2 separate regions of the Mus musculus genome follow, and region 2 is linked to region 1. A link is a loop called in an ENCODE intact Hi-C map of the cell type or tissue named here. Cell type or tissue: heart. All regions are shown on one strand. Each heading gives the region's core, and the rest is flanking DNA. Links, peaks and the distances in the headings are about the cores only.

Region 1 (9,893 bases), core at 768-8,767:
CCTGCTGAAGCCCTAGCTGCCTCTCCACACAGACTCATCAAGATTCCCTGTGTCATGTTCCTACATACTCTTCAGGGCAGGGCGTTCATCCACGTCTGGATGTTAGTAGTGTATGAACTTACACTGGCTGGGAATGATGCAGCATCTACATCTACATCTACATCTACAGCAGGTGCCATGTCTAGAGGTATGAGCCTTGGCTGATGGGGTGGAAGCTCCTCCAGGGAGCACTGCTCAGTCCCCTCTGGTACCATATGCACTTTGGTACAGATTTTAAAATAATTATTAATAATAATAATAATAATCAAAGCCAGATACCCAAGAAGCAAGGCTTGCCATCAGCCTGTGTTTTTCTATATCTGTAAGACTCAGTTTTCTCACCTCTAAGATGGAAAGCATAACTGAATACTTCAGCAAGTTGCTTTAAGGATTGGATGAGATATTCCATAGCATATTTAGAACAGTACCAGCTACATAACAAAATAAATGCCAAGATATTCTTTCTTGATGCCTTCAGATCATAAGAGTACACCTCCCCATTACCATCCACACCAGTGGAACCAGCAAAAGACAACACAAGGTGGGACCAGCGCCACGCACTGCCAAGCCACGAACTTCAACATTTAGATGATGCACCTGCAGCCTACACAGATGCACCTGCAGCCTACACAGCGTCTTCAGTATGAATGCCACATTCATGCAATCTCTCCACTGCCATTCCAATCCAAAATGCACCCAAAAAAGTTTTCAAAACCCATTTGATAATAACATCTCATTGCACCTCATCCGGCAGCATCCGATCTAATTTAATGTGAGGCTAACAATCTTCTCCATTGCACCTCGGTGTCTATTCGCAGTTCGCTACAGAAATAAGCATGGTGGATCACGGTGCAGTGTTCTGATCTTATAACAGAGTACGTACACCAGATCATTTTTTTGAGAATTTCATATACTGTATAACTTTTGATCACATTCACACACAGAGAGATAGAGAGAGAGGCAGAGATACAGAGACAGACAGAGAGGGAGACTAAACCCACCCACAACTTCCCTGTTTCCACTCCAATTTGTGCTGCCCATATACTCATGAGTGTCGAGCCATTCCCTGGACCATGGTGGACCTACCAGGAGCAACATTTCCTTTTTCATTAATTTATTCATTCACTTTAGATCACTATCACAGCTCCCCTCTCTCCTCTCCTCCCATTTCCACCCTACCACCCGCTTCCTCTCGTCCCTCCTCCTCTTCTCCTCAGAGAAGGGGCACCCCGACCCCATCCCCGGGGAACCAACCCACCCTGGCACATCCAAATTGCATCAGTACTAAGTGCATCCTCTTCCCCTGAGGACAGACAAGGCAGCTAGGGAAAGGGATCCAAAGGCAGGCAAGAGACTCTGAGTCAGAGAAGTACCCACTTCAATTGTTATGGGACCCACATGAAGACCACATTGTACATCTGCTACATATGTGCAGGAGCCTAGGTCCAGTTCCTGCATGCTCTTCAGTTGGTGCTTCAGTCTCCGTGAGCCCTGTGGGTCCAGGCTGGCTGGCTCTGGAGGTCTTCCTGTGCTGCGGGAGCCACGCCTTAAAAAAAAACCAAACTCATGCTTTTCTCCCACTGAAGCCAGCAGCTGTCCACAGCTCCTGTCAGGGGTTGGGCCTCACGAACCCCTTCTAACTCTAGAAATGTGAGCAGCCCTAGAAGCCTCAGAGTTATGCCAGGGTTGAAAGTTACCGTCCACTGCCAGTCCTCAGTTCACACCCTCTCACCTGGACTGTTTATTATGAATATTGTTTTAAGCTGGAACCTCTGATGTTAGCTCCCCAGCTAATCTAGTCTACCTGTGGCTTCTCTCTAAATACCTTCTGGTAGCAACAGAATCTTAAACACATTAATATTAAAAGCCTTCAGAAGCTGCCACTGCCCACAGGAAAAAGATGAAAACTTCTTAGTTTGACAGAAATGGGCTTCACAACAGCAGACTTTAATCCCGATGCAATCTCATTTCCAACCACAAACGACGTGGATCCAATACAATAGCCGCAGAAGGCTACTTATTTCTCCAGTAACTACTGTTGCACACTGTTGTGTCTTTGTTCCTGAAATGTAACCCATACCCCACCTAAGAACATTGACATCCTTTAGGCTTACGACATCCCAGATACAAGCGAGCCTCCCATGACGACTCTTCACTGCACTCTCTCCATGTTGTAACAGAATCCAAGACTGTATTTCCTTAGCTCTTACCTCACTCCTTAAGAAAAGAGGCTGTGTCCTCTACACCCGCTACGGTGCTTGGTCCATGTGTACAGTGTGATGAGAGGGTGCATGAAGGACCATCTGTAGTATTAACTAAAGAAGGGAGAATGACGATAGAAACAGCAGCCAAAGTGAAGAACTGCACTTTGCACAGATGCTGCCACACCTCCCCTCCTGTAAGCTTCTCATTCAGGATGATGGACGTCTTTCCTTGGGGGAGGAGGGAGCACCACATTCCCTCGTTCTGATTCTGAGACCCTGTGACTCCTACAAGTCATCCCTAAAAGACAAGGCACCTGAGTGTGATGGAGCACACCTGTAATGAGGCAGGAGACACTCGGGAAGGTTGAGCCGAATCCAGGCTACAGATCAAGGTAGGACATTGAGGGTCCAGCTGACCGCCCGCCAGAATCAACCACAGAGTATGAAAGGGAACCAGCCCCATTGGACTGCGACATGAAAGCCCACAGCCCACAAAGTTTGGAAGTTTGGGATAACTCATTACAGCAGTCATTCAGTCCTTGCAATCACGAGAAAATGGACCAGAATTCCCGAGAAGCAGGGTGAGAGCTCTCTGGACCTGCTCCCTTCAGGTCCCCAGCCTCAGTCTTAAAGACAACTGTACTTACATTTCTTACCAGTATTTTTATTTGGGGGCAAATAACAAATTGCTTCAAAATTCTTTGGCTTAAGACTGTAACAATCACCTATTTCCTCATCCAATAGCAATAGCTGAAGAATTTAGAAAGTGGGGCACAGAGGGAAGGACCTGTCTGTTTTACGTTGGGACCTCGGGTTGGAAGACTCAAAAGCTAAGGCTAGCCTCCTATAGATGCATGGTCCATAACACATGTGTAATCTAATGTTGATGTTGACTGGGACACTGGCCGGAGTCACCATCATGTGCTCCTTCATGTGGCCCAGGCTTCCAGTGAACTCAGTGGCTGGGTTCCAAAGAGAAGGAAGTGCTCCAAGACGTCAACGGCATGGCCAGTTGAAGCTTTTTCTTTAGGCAGCCTTGGCTCACTTTTGCTTTCTTCAGTTCCTAAGGAGACTGCTAGTTCCTACCATTCCTATGAGAGAGCAATGAGGTGGAGAGCCGGCTCAGCTGTTAAAAGCACTGGCTGCTCTTCTATAGGACCCAGGTTCCACTCCCAGACCTAGATGGCAGCTCTGAACTCTCAGTAACTCCAATTCAAAGGGCCTCTTTAGGCCTTTGAAAAAAACAGGCATGCAAGTGCTGCACAAACATACATGCAGGCAAAACATGTATATGCACAAATATTTTTTAAAAAGAGAAATGAAAATGGAAAACCCTACCAGTGTGTGAGAAGAGGACAAAGTTAAACTGCAACAGCACTTATGAACAAAGCCTCTTGAAAACTCTTTTGCCATATTTTCCTTTTAAAAATAGAATACCCTAGGCGGGGCATGGTGGTACATGCGTTTGATCACATACTCCAGAGACAGAGGCAGGCAGATCTCTGTTGAGTTTAAGGCCAGCCTGGTCTACAGAGCAAACTCCAGGACAGCCAAGGTTACATAGAAAAACCCTGTCTCAAATACATACATATATACATACATACATACATACATACATACACCAAAACAAAACATAACATACAACAAGAGCAAGCAAACAAATAACAAAATAAAATATCCATCAACCCTGAACTGAGTTTTTAATATATCAGTTATGAGATTTGCCTGTAATATGCACACTCAGTTTAAAACTTGCTTTCATGGTTCCAGTGTTTTTAGGACTCCTTTGAGGAAACTAGCAGGTGAACCCACACCACCACGCACAACAACATTTGCACCATGGTGGGGTGAGACCTGAGTCTCGGCATACTGAAGGTTCTGCCAGCTGCCAGGTGGCTCTGGCAAGTCTTGCCAGTCCCTCTGGGGCCTTCTCACATTCTAATCTGAAGGAGCGCATAAGAGCAGGCTCCTTTCTAAGACGGTGCACATAGTGCAAGCTTGCCTACTACACCTGATGCTCCTCCTGCCTCAGCCTGCAGAGTTCTGATATTACAAGCGTGCACTAGCACATCTAGCTTCTAACACTCTGGATTCCATGCTTGCCCCTCTCTGTCAGAGGCTGTTTCTTAGGCAACAAGCAAACAGCAAATAGTCAACTTCCAGCCAGGAGCAGTAGAGCAACCATTACTCTAGCCTTACAACTAAGTCTCGAAATGGAAGAACCGTTGATGAACTGTCCCTCCTGTTTCTGCTTTGCCAGTATGATAGCAAGCACAGCTTAAACAAGTACAGAGCACATAGTGTCCATCACAGATAACGGCTCTCTAAGTGAATTACTTTCTTGTTAGACTCTGTATGATGTACCAGGCTCCATAATTTCAGAGGGGAAGAAGAACTGAAAAGAAGTCCGAGTAGATATGCTAAATAATTCAAGAGTATAGAGGGTAAGACCTAGGAGGGATACAGGCTATTCACCTGGGAACAGGTCAAAGGGAAACACAATGCTGCTATAGCCTGGCACCAGACAGACAGCCCTGAAGCCGTTACCTGAAGAACCACTGCCTCAGTTCCTCTTCTGTAAACAGACAACCGACTTTTGTCTTCTCCACCGCCCTTGATGTCTGGATTAGAATGGCAATACCTTGACGTCCGAAGCAGAAAGTGAGTTTAACCTGTTGCAATGACATGGAGTTTGAACACACTGTAATACAGCCTTCTGAGAAACAGAAGTGGGATGTAATGTTGCCATTACTGGTGATCTCCATGCTAAAAAGTCAAGGACTAGTGACTGGAAACGGGAAGACCCCAGAATCAAGGACGCTCTAGTCTAAATAGTACTAATGACAGGCAATCAAGCTGGCCAGCAATATTCTCAAGCACGAGAGCCTTACAGTAGCCAAGGTTAAAGAAAAAGAAGCTTCACCAGAAGGCCACTCTTCCATGGAGACTCGAATGGGTGGGCCACAGTCCCTCTGAACCACATTTTGAACAATGGGGGGGCTCTGCACCTCTTGGGAGCCCCCTGTTCCAAACATACTAGAAAGGAGGCTAGGAAAAAAAGTTTTCTTGCCAAATCACATATTTCAACATTGAGTCAAATTTTCCTTGTGGCTGAGCAAAAGCCAGCCCTAGTAACTTATGAAGCCTGGACGCTGGGGTGAGGCTTGCATAAAGTCCACTTTCCACTCCAGTCTCCCACTTCTTCAGGGCGACCCCATCTCTCCCCTGCCCTGCCCTGCCCTGCCCCGCACCCAAGGTGCCCTCCTGCCGAGTTTCACAACAGCTCCTCCTGGAGAAGCCACCCTCCCTCTAGCAGCTGAAGGCCAGGAATCCTGTAGCTGTGCGTTAAGTTCCCACTTCCCCGCGTGGGGGAGACTGCGCGCTGCGCGGCCCCGGGCGGGCCCGCCACTCTCACCGCCCTGGCTTTGGAGCACACTCGGGACTCAGACCCGACTCCCCTGGCTGCGCGGCCTCTCTCCTCCGGGGTCCTTGTCCTCCTGGGACAAGCCCCAGGACTGAGGACGCTGGCGTCCCCCGGCCCAGCTCACCGGATCCTCTCAACTCACCCCGCCTGGAACCAGGCTCGCCCCGGACCGGCAACACCCAGCGCTGGAGCGGCCTCGTCCGGTCTGGTTGGCCTTCCTGCTAGCCGGCAATGTGGTCCTTCCCCGGGAGGGCGGGGCGGCGCTCCCCAGCCCCTAGGCCCCTCTGTTGGTCCCCGCCCTGCCACGGGCGAGTCCGCGCTGGCCCCTCCTTCCAGGGCCTTCCTCTACTGCTGACTTCCTGATCACCGGTCAAGATCTAAACAACGGGTCTTCCCAAGTCCCCCAACTTCGAAAGGCAGTGGTAGCAGAGATGTTTGTTTGAGGCCCTTTCCCTCTCAGTTGCAGCTCCTGTGTAGATGCCAACCCCACTCACACCCTGAGCCTTGTCCAGTAAAGACTTTTCCCAAGAGTGTCCCTTGTCCAGCCCAGTGAATCTAGAGATTCACCGACTTTGAGGGGTGCAGCACTTGGTGGTGTTAGAAGCGTTTCCTCAGCAAGAAGAGCGTTCACCAACCTCAATTCTAAGAACCTGGGAACCATTCCTCTATGCGAGGGAAGTTGCAGACTATTAGTTGAAAAAAAAAAACAGCAAGAGAGGGGTGAGGGTGTGCAAGCAACAAGTATTCGGTTTCAAAAGGGAAGATAGGGAGGAAACACCTGCTGCCCAAGGTGGGTAAGAGCCAGCCTGCCGCCGTTTCAGTTCTGTCTTGTGTGTGTGTGTGTGTGTGTGTGTGTGTGTGTGTGTGTGCCCCTTTATGGGCGGGGAAACCAAAGTCAGGCCTGTACACTGAACCTAAGTCCTGAGGAAGGAAAGAATCAATCACAGGCTTTTGGAGTAACCCTAAAAATGAATGGGAGGGGGAAGGAAACCCCTGGATCTGTATTCCTTGGTATTTTTTTAAAGCAAAAGAAACATGGGAGGGGCAGGGAGACTCATCAGGACCCAACTGAACAGAGTACTTGGTAAGTACCTCAATCAGAGCCTCAAGCAGCCTGAGTGGGGGAGGAAAGATGACAACCAGGAGTTTCAGGGTCTGATTTAGATGTCAGCAGTGGCCCCGGAGCACAAACTATTTCTGAGATCTGAGCCGTGCATTATTAGCAACTCACAGTAAGCCACATCTCACTGACAGGACCATTTTGGAATCAGAGATGTCTGGGAATCCCTACTGTCCACTCACCATGGTACCACAGCCCCCACTGGCTCCCACATCCTGCTGTGCCTGGCCCTCTGCATAAGCCTTGGCTCCAACCACCCTTGGATCTTTCACCCATGAGGGGAGCAGAGGCACTGCCAGTTGATTACTAGATATACTCAACCTCAGACAGACCCTCCTACCTACAGACTTCATCACTACTGTTCCAGAGTCCCCAAGGTAACCGGGACTTTTAGGTCTGTGCTTACTGAGTGTTACTCACTAACTTGTTCGTACCAGACACCAGGAATTATGCAGAAAGTGGGAGTACCTTAAGGGCCCTTGTGGGCAGGTGAGGAAGTAAAACAAAGTTGTCAGGAGACACTAGGAAGCTGCCCTTCCGTCCAAGCCTGTTTTCTTGGCCTCTCTGTACACTCTCCCGCATCTCTGCAGAGCTCAGCAGAGAGAAGTCTGAGGCTTTGGGTGTATGGAAGCTGTTAAGTCAGAAGTCATAGCCAGATTTTAGATTTAGGCATTTCAGCTTCCAAACCTGGTACCCTGGTGAGCCCTTGAGAAGGACTGCTGAGATGGCTTTGTGCCCATGTGACAGGACACAGTGGGGCAGCGGAGAAGCTTCACAGTAGCAGCTGGAATTCTGCCCTCACGTAGAGGAAAGGGCTGACGCATGAGGGAGGGAGGAGGACTGTGTGTGGGTGTGGTGTGTGTATGCCCACTATTTCCAGTTTAGCTGACTGCACAGACTGTGACAGGAAAGTCAAGCCCATGCATGTGCCAAGAGAATGCCAATGTTTATATACTTTAGGCCTCTTTCTACTTCCCATAAAAAGGAATTAGGGACTTATAGCCTTCACACTCAGTGCCAAAGTGTGAGAAAAAAATGACCAAGTTCCCTGGATGTGTAAAAAGTTGGGAAACTGGTCTGAAGATATCCAAAATATAAGGAGCACAAATCACCATCCTGGATAAAATCCATACATAGTAGGTCCTGAAGATGGTGAAGACGAGGCAGCCCAGGCCATGTCAGAGTGACTTTCCTGCCAAGGCACTTAGACAGGAAGCAGGTCAGAACACAGAAACTCCCCACCACATCCATCTCTTCAGCCCTTTGTTTAAATTCCAAGGCTCACAGAATGATCCCCAGCAAAAAGGCTACCCTGCCTCCGAAAAAAAATAGGCTACAACATAGAATTTGGATTGGGTAAATTTTAAACAAGGGTAATAGTATTTGGTCTAAGCAACAAGCACGTATCAGTACTGAGGCCTTGGGCTCTACAGAGCTTACACTAGGGAAGAAAGTAAGAAATGGGAGCTGCCTGTCTAGACTCTGGGGATGAGCCTGGGATCAGATTATGTGCAAATGGAAAAAACAGGTAGATCTAGTCACAGGATAACAGAGAATTAAGAGGTAATATGCTTGCCTGCTTACTCTGCTACCACCAAAAAGGAACTTAAGAAAAAAAAAAGTAAAAACTTCCAGGAAATTGCTGCTCACAAACTCCAGCCTGGCTACCTGAAAGTGTTTGCAGTTTGGAAAGGACTCATGCTCTGAATTTCTGAAGAAACCTTGGCTTAAAGCCGTTAGAGGAAACAAAACCAAAGTGTTAAACTGGTGTTTAAGTTTCCTTTCTCATTCTTCCTAACATGTCTGTCCCAAACCACAAAGTGATAGAGAAAGAAAATCAAGCTTACTAACAATGTAGACACTGAGCAATGCCTCTGAAATCCTTCATTAGCTACCTGCGCTTCCTTTAGAATAAAGTAAGGTCTAAATAAATCCACTTAAAAATCCCCACACAACGTGTGATTAAATTTACCACCAGTCCTGGCTAAACAGCCTGACACACTTGAGTGTGGTACCCTAGCAATCTGCTGATCCCATGAGAAGGCTGGAAAGAAATGTCTGACCAAAGAGTCACAGGAGATGGGAGAGCTGGGTTCTGGCAGCTGAAAGCCTCTATCTAGCTCATGTTACAGAGGAGAGGACTTACCAGAGAGGCTGTCAGGGCACTCAGTTTCTCTCCCTGGCAGGCTGATGCTAAAGGCAACTGCACAAGTACAATCAGCATATGCCACACCCCTTCAGTGAGCTCTTACTGCTCAGGGCCTCCATAGCTCCTCCTCAAACTAGAAAAGCAATCCCCACACTGAGGGAAAGCAGACAACAGACCTGACACTTTGAAAGCCATCAATCAATGCAACACACCTCCTCAGTACTCTGGGTGCTTTAGGTACTCACGGGCCAGGAGGGACTCCTCCGTAGGACTAGGAAGTCTTCTAGAACATATCATGCCCTATAGGTCACTCAGGAGGCACTGCCATAAGAAATCATGATCCCCATACATGAGCAAAGACCGGCAACCATGCATTTATTGAGTGGCTGGAGGGAAGGTGACGCATCCAACCATGATTCACACACAAAAGTCTGGTCTCTTCAGGAGTCCAGACAAGCTTCAGACAAGATAAACAGCTCAGAGCCAGAAGACCTATTCAGGGCAGACTTCTCAGGCTTCAGGCCACTGAGGAAAGACAGGGACTCCTATGACAAGAAGAACAGTCGTTGTCTTCAGTGACTGCGATGTCCCTCTGTAATTGACTTACAGGCTCAATGAGTCTCGCTAGCCCTGGCCAGCATATGCTGCCTCAAATTCATCCACCGAATCTCTTGCTTTTTGCTGTTGACATCATCACTAAGAAAAGCAGGCACCTTGGTATAAGTAAACTGAGCTTCCAAAAAAAAAAAAAAGTCCAAGCAAAGTGCAGGCAGGTACCAAGACAACTAAGAACAAACTTGCTTGGGTGATAAACAACCGAAAGAGAACTAAAAGCCCAAGAGATGCCAGTTTGGAGGCAGTTGTCACCTGAGAACAGATGGGATATGACTCAAGAGAAAAGGCCCAGCACCCATTCCGAGAAATACAGTTCTGTCTTCTCTCTAGCTCTTCTTAAAA
Region 2 (9,893 bases), core at 1,088-9,087, 140 kb after region 1:
GCCCAAGAGATCTTCTTCTTTTCTCTGTGGTCATGCTGGTCTTCACAGCAGCATTGTTTGGGAATGCCCTCCTCATCCTCCTCATCTGCACTGACCCCCGACTCCACACCCCCATGTACTTCTTCCTCAGTCAGCTCTCCCTCATGGACATCATGTTGGTCTGTACCAATGTGCCAAAGATGGCAGTCAACTTCCTGTCTGGCAAGAAGTCCATCTCCTTCGTAGGTTGTGGCATACAAATTGGCCTCTTTGTCTGTCTTGTGGGATCTGAGGGGCTCTTGCTGGGACTCATGGCTTATGATCGCTATGTGGCCATTAGCCACCCACTTCGCTATCCTGTCCTCATGAATCAGAAGGTCTGTCTGCAGATCATTGGGAGCTCTTGGGCCTTTGGGATAGCAGATGGTCTGGTGCAGATGGTAGTGGTAATGACCTTCCCCTATTGTAGCTTGAGGGAGGTGGACCACTTCTTCTGTGAGATGCTCTCCTTGCTAAAGTTGGCCTGTGTGGACACATCCCTATTTGAGAAGATAGTGTTTTTTTGCTGTATCTTCATGCTGCTGTTTCCCTTCTCCATCATTGTAGCCTCTTATACCCGCATCCTAGGAACCGTACTCCATATGCACTCTGCTAAATCCCAGAAAAAGGCTCTGGCCACCTGTTCCTCCCACATGGCAGCTGTCTCTTTCTTCTATGGAGCAGCCATGTTCATCTACCTGAGACCAAGACAATACCGAACCCCAAGCCAGGACAAGATGGTGTCTATCTTCTACACAGTCCTTACTCCTATGCTCAACCCCCTCATTTATAGCTTGAGGAATCGCGATGTGATAGGAGCACTGCAGAAAGGGCTGGACCGATGCAGGGTTGGCAGCCAGCCCTGAGCTCTGGAGTTGGACTCTCTCTTATCATAGCTGTGTTATAGCCAGTAAATAATTTCCCATCTGTGTTTAATCACACAGTTTAATCATAAACAATGAGGTGCTTGACACCTGCTATCTTGGACAGAACTTTATAAACCCTAAACCAGTACTAACTGTATTTCTTGTGATAAATGGATTCCTCCCCCCCCCCCCTCAGTCTTTTGCAGATTTCTTTCTAAGTACGTTATAGAGGAAGGGAAAGCTCTGTTAACTCAAGCGCTGCAGTACCAGGGCATTGAGATGCTATCGTTTATCACTTAAAGCTGGAGTGTTTTCTTTACCAGAAGACTTAACCCTTCTCACTGATGTTCACAGAGTCTCTTAAGTTCCAGGCACCGAGGCCTGTATTACCATTTTTCTCTAATTTACATACTGGTCTTGCACATTATTTGTTTATAATGCTACCACTGTTCTGTTATTTATATTGTACAGCTCACCATTAATGGCAAAAGTGAAAAATCTTCCAGATGGCAGAAAGCAAGATTCTAGAATTCTTTTTAGAGATTTCTCGTCTTTGTACTGCGAAACCTTATTAAGGTTGCTTCAAGGAATAAAAATGGAACATTGTACTACTCAAGAGAAATAGGGTAAACATGGGAGTACTGGATGCACACGGTCCTATAATGATGGATGCACATGGTCCTATAGTAGATGCACACAGTCCTATAGCAAAAATGTGAGTGTCTATCACTTCTGTTTTTAATTGTTCTTGTCATTTTTCCTTTGCTTGAGGCTGAATCTAAACATAATGCTTAAGATAACCCCAATCATCTAGACACTGCAGGTCTCTTGTCTCATACTTTTGACTGTATAGACTAACCTGTTTTCCTCTTGAAGTTGAAGACCTCAGCAAAATTTGAACTTTTATTCAATGTTGTTTACATTCTGACTATAAATCGGACTCACATCCATTGTGCTGAGCCAGGCATCAGTTGTTTGTCCCCATTTGTAATAAAATCATTTTTTCCTGAAATTCCAATGATCTCTTTGAAAGCAGAGAGCAGTCGGGGGGTTGGGGTGGCGGGAGGGAGGGTTTTAAACTAAGTTCTGGAAGTTTTGCCCCAGGAAGGTGCTTGCTCAGTCTTAGGTTCTGCTCACGGAGAACAACAGCATTAATAAATATGATTCTTAAGAAGCGGGGTGGGTGAGATGGAAGAATGTCTGGGGGATGCTGAATTCAATCCGAGAGAGAGAGAGAGACAGAGAGAGAGACACACACACAGAGACACAGAGAGAAAGAGAGACAGAGAGAGAAAGACAGAGAGAGACACAGAGAGAACACAGATGGAGACAGACAGACAGACAGAAATACAGACAGACAGAAAGAGAGAGAGAGAGAGATGGAGAGAAACAGAGAAGGCAGAGAGACAGACAAAAGCATAGTGCTGCCATGGGGACAGGCTAGTAGACAGCCAGCTGAGTTAAATTCTCAAAACAGGCATTTTGTAGTGAACATGCTTATTTCAAAGAACCTTACAGGGGGACTTCCTTCCCTGGGAACCCTAATTGCCAAAAGAAATCTCCAAGGATTTGTGAAAATAGAAGCTGTGTGTCCTTGTAGCTGCCAGAATTTCCACTGTGTGGGCGTGCATAACTTAACTTTGCTGATGATCTCTTGCTGATGCCTGTTAGGTGGAGGCCAAACCAGCAAACTGATTTTAGTGTTTATAGTACTAAACATCTTTCTGGCTCCTCTTCTCTTCTTACCCCAAACATCTGCCTTGTCAAAATTTTAATCTGACCAGATTCTCTTCTTCCAGAAAGTGTTCCTGGTTAAACTCATGCACATTACATCTCCCTCGTATTTTGCAAGCATCAAACCATACATATTATGTACCAACCAGAACCCTTCATCCATAAGCACGAAACATGTAGAATTAATTCATCCCTCTCCCGAGAAAACAAGAATTATCACTAACAAGTTTTGGATACCTGTACGTGAAGGTGAGGATTTGTAGTCCCAGATACTTCTGGGGCAAAAGAGTTGCTTGATTCTACAGATTATTGAGACTCTTTCAGTAAATAAAAACAAAATTTTGAAAGATGTTCTGCTTTAAACTGGGTTTGGTGACAAATGTCTATCAATCTGGAACTCATGAAGTGGAATCAGAATGCTCAAAAACTTAGTATCATCCTCAGTTGCACTGCAAGTTCAAAGCCAACCTAGCATGTATAAGAAAAAGATTGGGCTGAGGACATAGCCCAGTTGATAGCCTGGGTAGAGTAGTACATGCCTATAATCCTAGCACTTGAGAGGTGGAGGCAGGAGGATTAGAAGTTCAGCACAGCTTTGAATACTTGTTTCAATTTAAAAATAAATAGTTTTTAAAAAAAAGCATTAAAAATATTTTTCTAACTTTCACCTAAGTCATAGTGATTTGGGGGTGTTCCTTTTTTCTGATCTTTTAGGGCATATACTATGTTTCCACTGCATTGCCTGGATGTACTGGTTGGTCTTGTGTGTCAAATTGCCACAAGCTGGAGTTATCACAGAGAAAAGAGCCTCCCTTGAGGAAATGCCTTCATGAGATCCAGCTGTAAGGCATTTTTCTCAATTATTGATCTAGGGTGGCCTCCCATTGTGGGTGATGCCATCCCTGGGTTGGCAGTCTTGGGTTCTGTAAGAAATCAAGCTAAGTAAGCCAGTAGATAGCATCCTTCCATGGCCTCTGCATCAGCTCCTGCTTCCTGACCTGCTTCCAGTCCTGACCTCCTTTGGTGATCAACAGCAATGTGGAAGTGTAAGCTGAATAAACCCTTTCCTCCCCAACTTGTTTCTTGGTCATGGTGTTTGTGCAGGAATAGAAACCCTAACTAAGACACTGAACAAAAGCCAGTTTGCTGTTATTATGTTTGCAGCACCCAGCACCTGGATATGCTACACAAAGGTCTACCATGAGTCTTAAACCCAGGATCTGGAAAAGCTGTACAAAGATTTACCATGAGCTGATAACTTAATTCCAAATCAGGTTTTCAATTGGCAGATATCTATTGATCAGCTACTATCCCCCAGACATTTGGGGAATTTGGGGTCACAAGAAACTTCCTTTTGTCCAGGCACACAACTCAATTAACTGGACAAAGTGTCTTATAAATTAAAAGCTATTGAAATAAAACAGACTCAGAAAGGGGAACATCATGGGTTTGTTTCTGTCTGCAAAAATGAAGGTTTTTTAAAAACAGGGTTGAGGAGGTTACTTGGAAAGAAAATGGAGACCAACAGGAAGAGGGAACAGGAGAGATGCACTCCCTGCTCTCTTGAAATGTCTAGCTTAGCCTTAATAGATCACAACACACACACACACACACACACACACAGAGAGAGAGAGAGAGAGAGAGAGAGAGAGAGAGAGAGAGAGAGATTGCACTACAGGTGCTAGGCAATCAACATGCCTGGTCATGAGGGAGATTCTGAGTCTAGGTTATTTATTATAGAAAAATATATTATCGTCTTGTTATGTGTTTGGGTGTTTTGCCTGCATGTAGGCCTATTCTTAAGAAAGGTGTTGGCTACAATCTGTCCTGCCTGCAAGACGTGCTGATGCAGTGATGGTGGTGAGAGTGGCCAACCATGACTGGTCCATGCCTCAAGAGGGAGCCTATGTCTGACACTGCCTGGATGGCCAGGAGCTAGAGGCAGGACAGTCCAGAGGCCCAGGATAGAACCAAACATGACTGGAGTGTGGGAGGGAGGTCAATGAAAAGATTTCTAATCATATTCTGCTATACTCATAGATTGGTACCTAGCCCAACAGTCATCAGAGAGGCATCAAGCACTTATGGCAGTAGCTGCAAAGCCCACAGCCAAACACTAGGTGGAGCCAGGACACCATTCAGTGTAAAAGTATTTTTTTTTTTTTTAGGTATTTTCCTCATTTACATTTTCAATGCTATCCCAAAAGTCCCCCATACCCACCTCCCCAATCCCCTACCCACCCACTCCCCCTTTTTGGCCCTGGGGTTCCCCTGTACTGGGGCATAGAAAGTTTGCAAGTCCAATGGGCCTCTCTTTGCAGTGATGGCCGACTAGGCCATCTTTTGATACATATGCAGCTAGAGACAAGAGCTCTGGGGGTACTGGTTAGTTCATAATGTTGTTCCACCTATAGGGTTGCAGTTCCCTTTAGCTCCTTGGGTAATTTCTCTAGCTCCTCCATTGGGGGCCGTGTGATCCATCCAATAGCTGACTGTGATCATCATCCACTTCTGTGTTTGCTAGGCCCCGGCGTGTTTCGCCATCTCTGAGGCTTATTGCCTCCATCTGCAAAACCTGAGCCTGGTCCTGGAAAGCTTCTAGCTTCCATACAATCTTACCTAGGCCTAGAATGTTTTTCAGCCTCTGAAACTTGCTGCTGAATAAGCTCACCCTTTCTTGTTCTTTCTGATCTCTGGCTGGCTGATTTCAACTCAGCTGTTCTGACTCAAACTTCAGTCCTTGCTGACTAATTCAGTGTGCTTCTTCCCTACTTCCTCCCCCCCCCCCCCCCCATACTCTCTGACTCTCCTAAATCGTTCTGCTTGACTTATAACTAATTCTAGCAATCTGTTCTAATCTTCTGGCTCCTCATTCTTGTCGGGGTCATGGGGCACGCAAATAACGAAGAAAGGACCGCCAAAGTCAGAAATAAACCAAAGGCAACTTTATTCACATCTGGGAAACACTTCTAACTGGACAGGGTCACAGTGAGGCTTGGGAGCTCACAAAAACAACCTTGAAGGGCAGGGGCAGTCTCCTTTGGAAGCATAAGCCCATAGGCAGATAGATGTTCAGGGGATAATAAAGAAGGAATTTATAAATTAGGGGTCAGTTCTCAGGCCCAGGGTGTAGCGGGTAGCAGGATGTTTGTACAGGCTCAGGGCTATTCTAAGACAACAGTCTTATCTCAACGTTTATGGGGCTAAGGCAGGCCAGGTGGTTTTACTGCAGCTGAAAAGAATGCAGTGCTTGGGGACATGCACTGAGATGGGGGCAGCAGACCAATGTCTGGAATTACTCTGGGCTCTTCAGTTCTGTCTTTACCTGGGTCTAGCTTGTTCTCTCTTCAACCTGTCTCTATAAAACTCTCCTGGTAAAACTCTCTCTCTCTCTCTCTCTCTCCCCCCCCCTCTCTCTCTCCTCATGAGAGCTGGGCATATATTATTCTGTCAAATCTTTCTCTGATTCATCACTTTTTCTGCCACTCAGTAAGACATGACTTTCAAACATGGCTGCTTCCTTCTACAAACTTTGGGATTAAAGGTGTGTCTGTATTCCAGCTAGAGGGATTAAAGGTGTGTGCTAAGATTCACAGTGTGATCAAATATCCTGCAACACTGTAGAAGACAGGTAGGGAGGATTGTAGATGCCAGAGAGGTCAAGAACACTATGAGAACTCAGCCTACTAATCAACTAAGCAAGGCTCTAAAGGACTCGCAGAAATAAAAGTGACAAACACGGACCCTGTATGGGTCTGAGCTAGGTCCTCTGCATATAGCTTGTGGTCGTGTAGCTTGGTGTTCTTGTGGGACTTCCAACAGTGAGTGAGAGTCTCTGACTTTCTCCTGCAGTTGGGACCTATTTCCTCCTACTGGGTTGCCATGTGCAGCCATGATATCAGGGTTTGTGCCCAGTCTTATTGCATCTTGTTGGGCCACATTTGATGGATATCCCTGGGGAGGTCGGGGGGGGGGGCTGGTTTTGTTGTTGTTATTCTGTTGGTTTGTTTTTTAAAGGGAAAAAGAGGAGTTGATCTTGGGGAAAGGGGAGGTGGGGGAGGTACTGGGATAAGCAGAGGGAGGGGAAACTGTGGAGGAAAGGTAATGTAAGAGAGAAGAATAAAAGGCTTCCATGTGGATGCTGGCAACTAAACCCAAGTTTTCCAGAAGAGCAACCAGTGCCCTTACCTGCTGAGCCATCTCTCCCCTCCCCCCATTAAGTGTGTGTAAACTAGACCAAGTATATCAACTCCTATGGTTCCTGATTCTTCAGTTTTCCTGTACTCTGATGCATTTTTTCCCTCTCCATTATTTGTTCATAATTTTCTAAGTTTGCAATCAGGGACACTAACATTAGTTATAAAAGTATTATGCCACTTATTTTATTTTCCTTAGCATATATACATTGTAAAAAGTGGGGTTTGTTGTGACCATTTCACACTGTCAAAAACTGTATATTTGTTGTGCTTTACTAAAACTAAGCAGGCAATTCCATGAGAGCAGATGTTTAACCTATCACATTCACACTTGTCCCATATTCCTGTCCTACCATAAGCCTGGAGGAATCTCTGCTCTTGGGAAGTAGAGGTCACAGGGTAAAACATTAGTCTTCCCAGACAGGATTGGTCAGTGAAAAGGTAGGCTTACACGTGTGGAACATGTCAAAAAATTAAAACTTTGACCATAAAGTTTATTGTGAAGTCTGGGACACTTTTGGGGTGAACACAATGGAGCAAGACTAGAGAAGGATGGCGGGCACAAAGGATGTGCACTCTGGTCCTGTACGCTATACCCTATGAGGGATGGCAGCCACAATGGGTGTAGACCTATGAAGCAAACCTCCTGACCAGATAGAAATAGGCCACAGGGTATGGGATGAATCCCAGACATTCATGAGTATGGATGCTGTGTTCCCTATTCCCTCTCTCTGGGTCAGTGAAGACCAAGGAGGGAGCTTGGGTCAGACGGAGCAGTTCTTCCCTGGCCCTCTCACCTAGTAAGAGCAAGTAGGGGAAGAGGAAAATGGTTATTTTAATGCTAGAACTCCCTCTAAAGGTAGGTTTTCTTCAGGACACCCAACCAAAGATAACTGAGAGTCATTTCCCAGTTATTCCATCCTAACTTCACAGTTTCTATGCCAAGCTGATGGTTCATTTTTCAGTTTCTATTTGTGAATTGGCACATCCTTTTCCTCCTATTGTCTGTCCTACTGTTGTTGGAGTGTTGGAGGAAAGGAGAAAGTGAGTCATTTCCCATTCTTTCTTTTCTTATTTATTTATTTATTTATTTATTTATTTATATGAGTACACTGTCATTGTCTTCAGACACACTAGAAGAGGGCATCAGATCCCATTACAGATGGTTGTGAGCCACCATGTGGTTGCCGAGAATTGAACTCAGGACCTCTGGAAGAGCAGTCAGTGTTCTTAACCACTGAGTCACCTCTCCAGCCCTTCTTAATGTCTTATTAATGTTTCCTTACCTTCTTTCTCTCTGTCTGTGAGACCATCCGTGGGTCCCTGAGTTGAAGTATTGTGTGCAGTAGGAAGGCAGTGAAAGTGGGGATCAAGAAAAGTGCTGTGCTGGGCGGTGGTTTTAATCCCAGCACTTGGGAGGCAGAGGCAGGTGGATTTCTGAGTTCGAGGCCAGCCTGGTCTACAGAGTGAGTTCCAGGACAGCCAGGGCTACACAGAGAAACCCTGTCTCAAAACAAACAAACAAACAAACAAACAAACAAAGTGCTGATATGGGACACAGAATATGTTGTCTCCAAAGAACAGTGTGGGGACGAAGCGGCTTCTTAATGCTCTCATCCAAAGGAAGCAAAACAAAACCACCGCCTAAACACCCAGCACACAGAGTTGAAACATGTGAGCCGAAACAAAAATTTTCACAAGGTTTTTCTGGATAATATAAATATTATTCAGCCAAAGAATATCTGCTGAGAACATAACAGTCACTTCGTTAAGAGCCTGGGATCAATATGGTATTCAAAAGCAGCATCAGGAAACATAAGTTCTAGTGAGGACCAGAAGTTAGCAAAATTTTGTAGACAGAGCATACCATACACTGGTACTGCTTGCCAGGCCACACAAGGCAGAAAAGAGCTTCAGAGTGGAAGAAAAAGTCACCTTTAAATAGGGTGTGAGGGGAGTGTTCAGTGAGGACTGGAGATGGCGTGAACATGTCTGGGAAAAGACCTCTGTGTGATGTAACACTGGAAGGTCAAGGCCTTGAAGCTGGTGTCTGTTTTCAATGTTGGGAGAACATGTGGTGGCCAATGGGACTGGACACGAGAGAATTACAGGGGACCAGAAAGAAAGCAGGACTGTGTTGCAGTAAATCTTCAACCCAAATATGCCCCAGCAATGAAAACACAACTCAAATAATATGAATATAAGCTGTGCCTATGTAAGAGTGACAATACTAATCCTAATTTTATATCAATAAAAAATTCATACCAGTGAAAACATTAAATTTGTATCAACTAAATTCTGTAGCAATGTAAGATATAGCTATGTAATAGAACTGGGTGTTAGATTACAGGTGATACTGCTAGGCTCCTCCCAGGGACTTACCAGTGGCTTACATCACCACCTGCCACAATTATCTGCTGCCAGATGTGGGTTGCACACCAGTAGCGTACAAAAAAGACGGCTTGCAACTCCAGTTCTCGCTCTCTCTCCCTCTCCTCTCTCCCCTCCTTCTCCCCATCCCTGTTCCCTGTCTCTCCTCCCATATGTTTGTTCGTGGCTGGCCTCTCTTTCTCTCTTTTGGTCCTTCTTTCTGTCCTCCTGTGTTCCCTCTTCACTGACCTTATGGCTCTGCTCCCGTCTGTCTGCTCTACCCCTTCCTCTCTTCCTCTCTCCAGTCTGTCCTCTCTCCCCCTCTCTTCTCCAAATAGACCTCCCTTATATCAGGTCTGTCTCGTGGCATGATTTCTCAGGGGGGCAACTTGGCATGAGCCCACCAGGTACCCCTGCCCATCTCCACATTACATTTTATAACACTGGGTGGTGATGGGGGTGGGGTTTCTGATGAAGGTCTTTCATAATAAAATTTTCATTCTTACAAATATAGAGTTAATAGCCTGAGATAGGAACAGGCTATGCAATGATGGAAAAGCCAAACAAGGAATTCCAGAGGTGCTGGCATACACAACATAACTAAATTAGGTTAAACCCCGTTAGGGAACATTGCCACCCATGCACAGTGACAGTGACAAGTGCTGGTGTCAGGTGGGAAGTGGCAGCTGTGAAGGAGTTGGGAATGGGA

Evidence for each region. Peaks named below come from ENCODE experiments on the same cell type or tissue, not always from the same donor. Only the 100,000 strongest peaks of a DNase experiment are listed, where the experiment ranks them.
Region 2: a loop joins it to region 1, with 4 times the contacts of the local background. A loop is called at or near these places in 9 of 42 quality-filtered maps.

What each region holds. Positions count from the first base shown.
Region 1 is chr11:49,246,572-49,256,464 of GRCm38, reverse strand. It overlaps Mgat1 (mannoside acetylglucosaminyltransferase 1), which reads right to left and starts at 5,913. Exons shown (of 3, transcript NM_001110150.1): 1 at 5,810-5,913; 2 at 4,791-4,915. In heart, for the core only: a CTCF peak has its summit at 5,620; DNase peaks (open chromatin) are centred at 3,204, 5,894, 6,444 and 7,584; H3K4me3 peaks cover 2,090 bases; H3K27ac peaks cover 2,939 bases.
Region 2 is chr11:49,103,768-49,113,660 of GRCm38, reverse strand. Olfr1396 (olfactory receptor 1396) reads left to right here. Exons shown (of 1, transcript NM_146337.1): 1 at 1-884. The coding sequence ends at 884. Among named protein-coding and RNA genes, the nearest start is that of Olfr1396, 5.0 kb to the left of the region's middle. In heart, for the core only: CTCF peaks have their summits at 4,707 (motif pointing right) and 7,678; no DNase peak of the experiment used is centred there.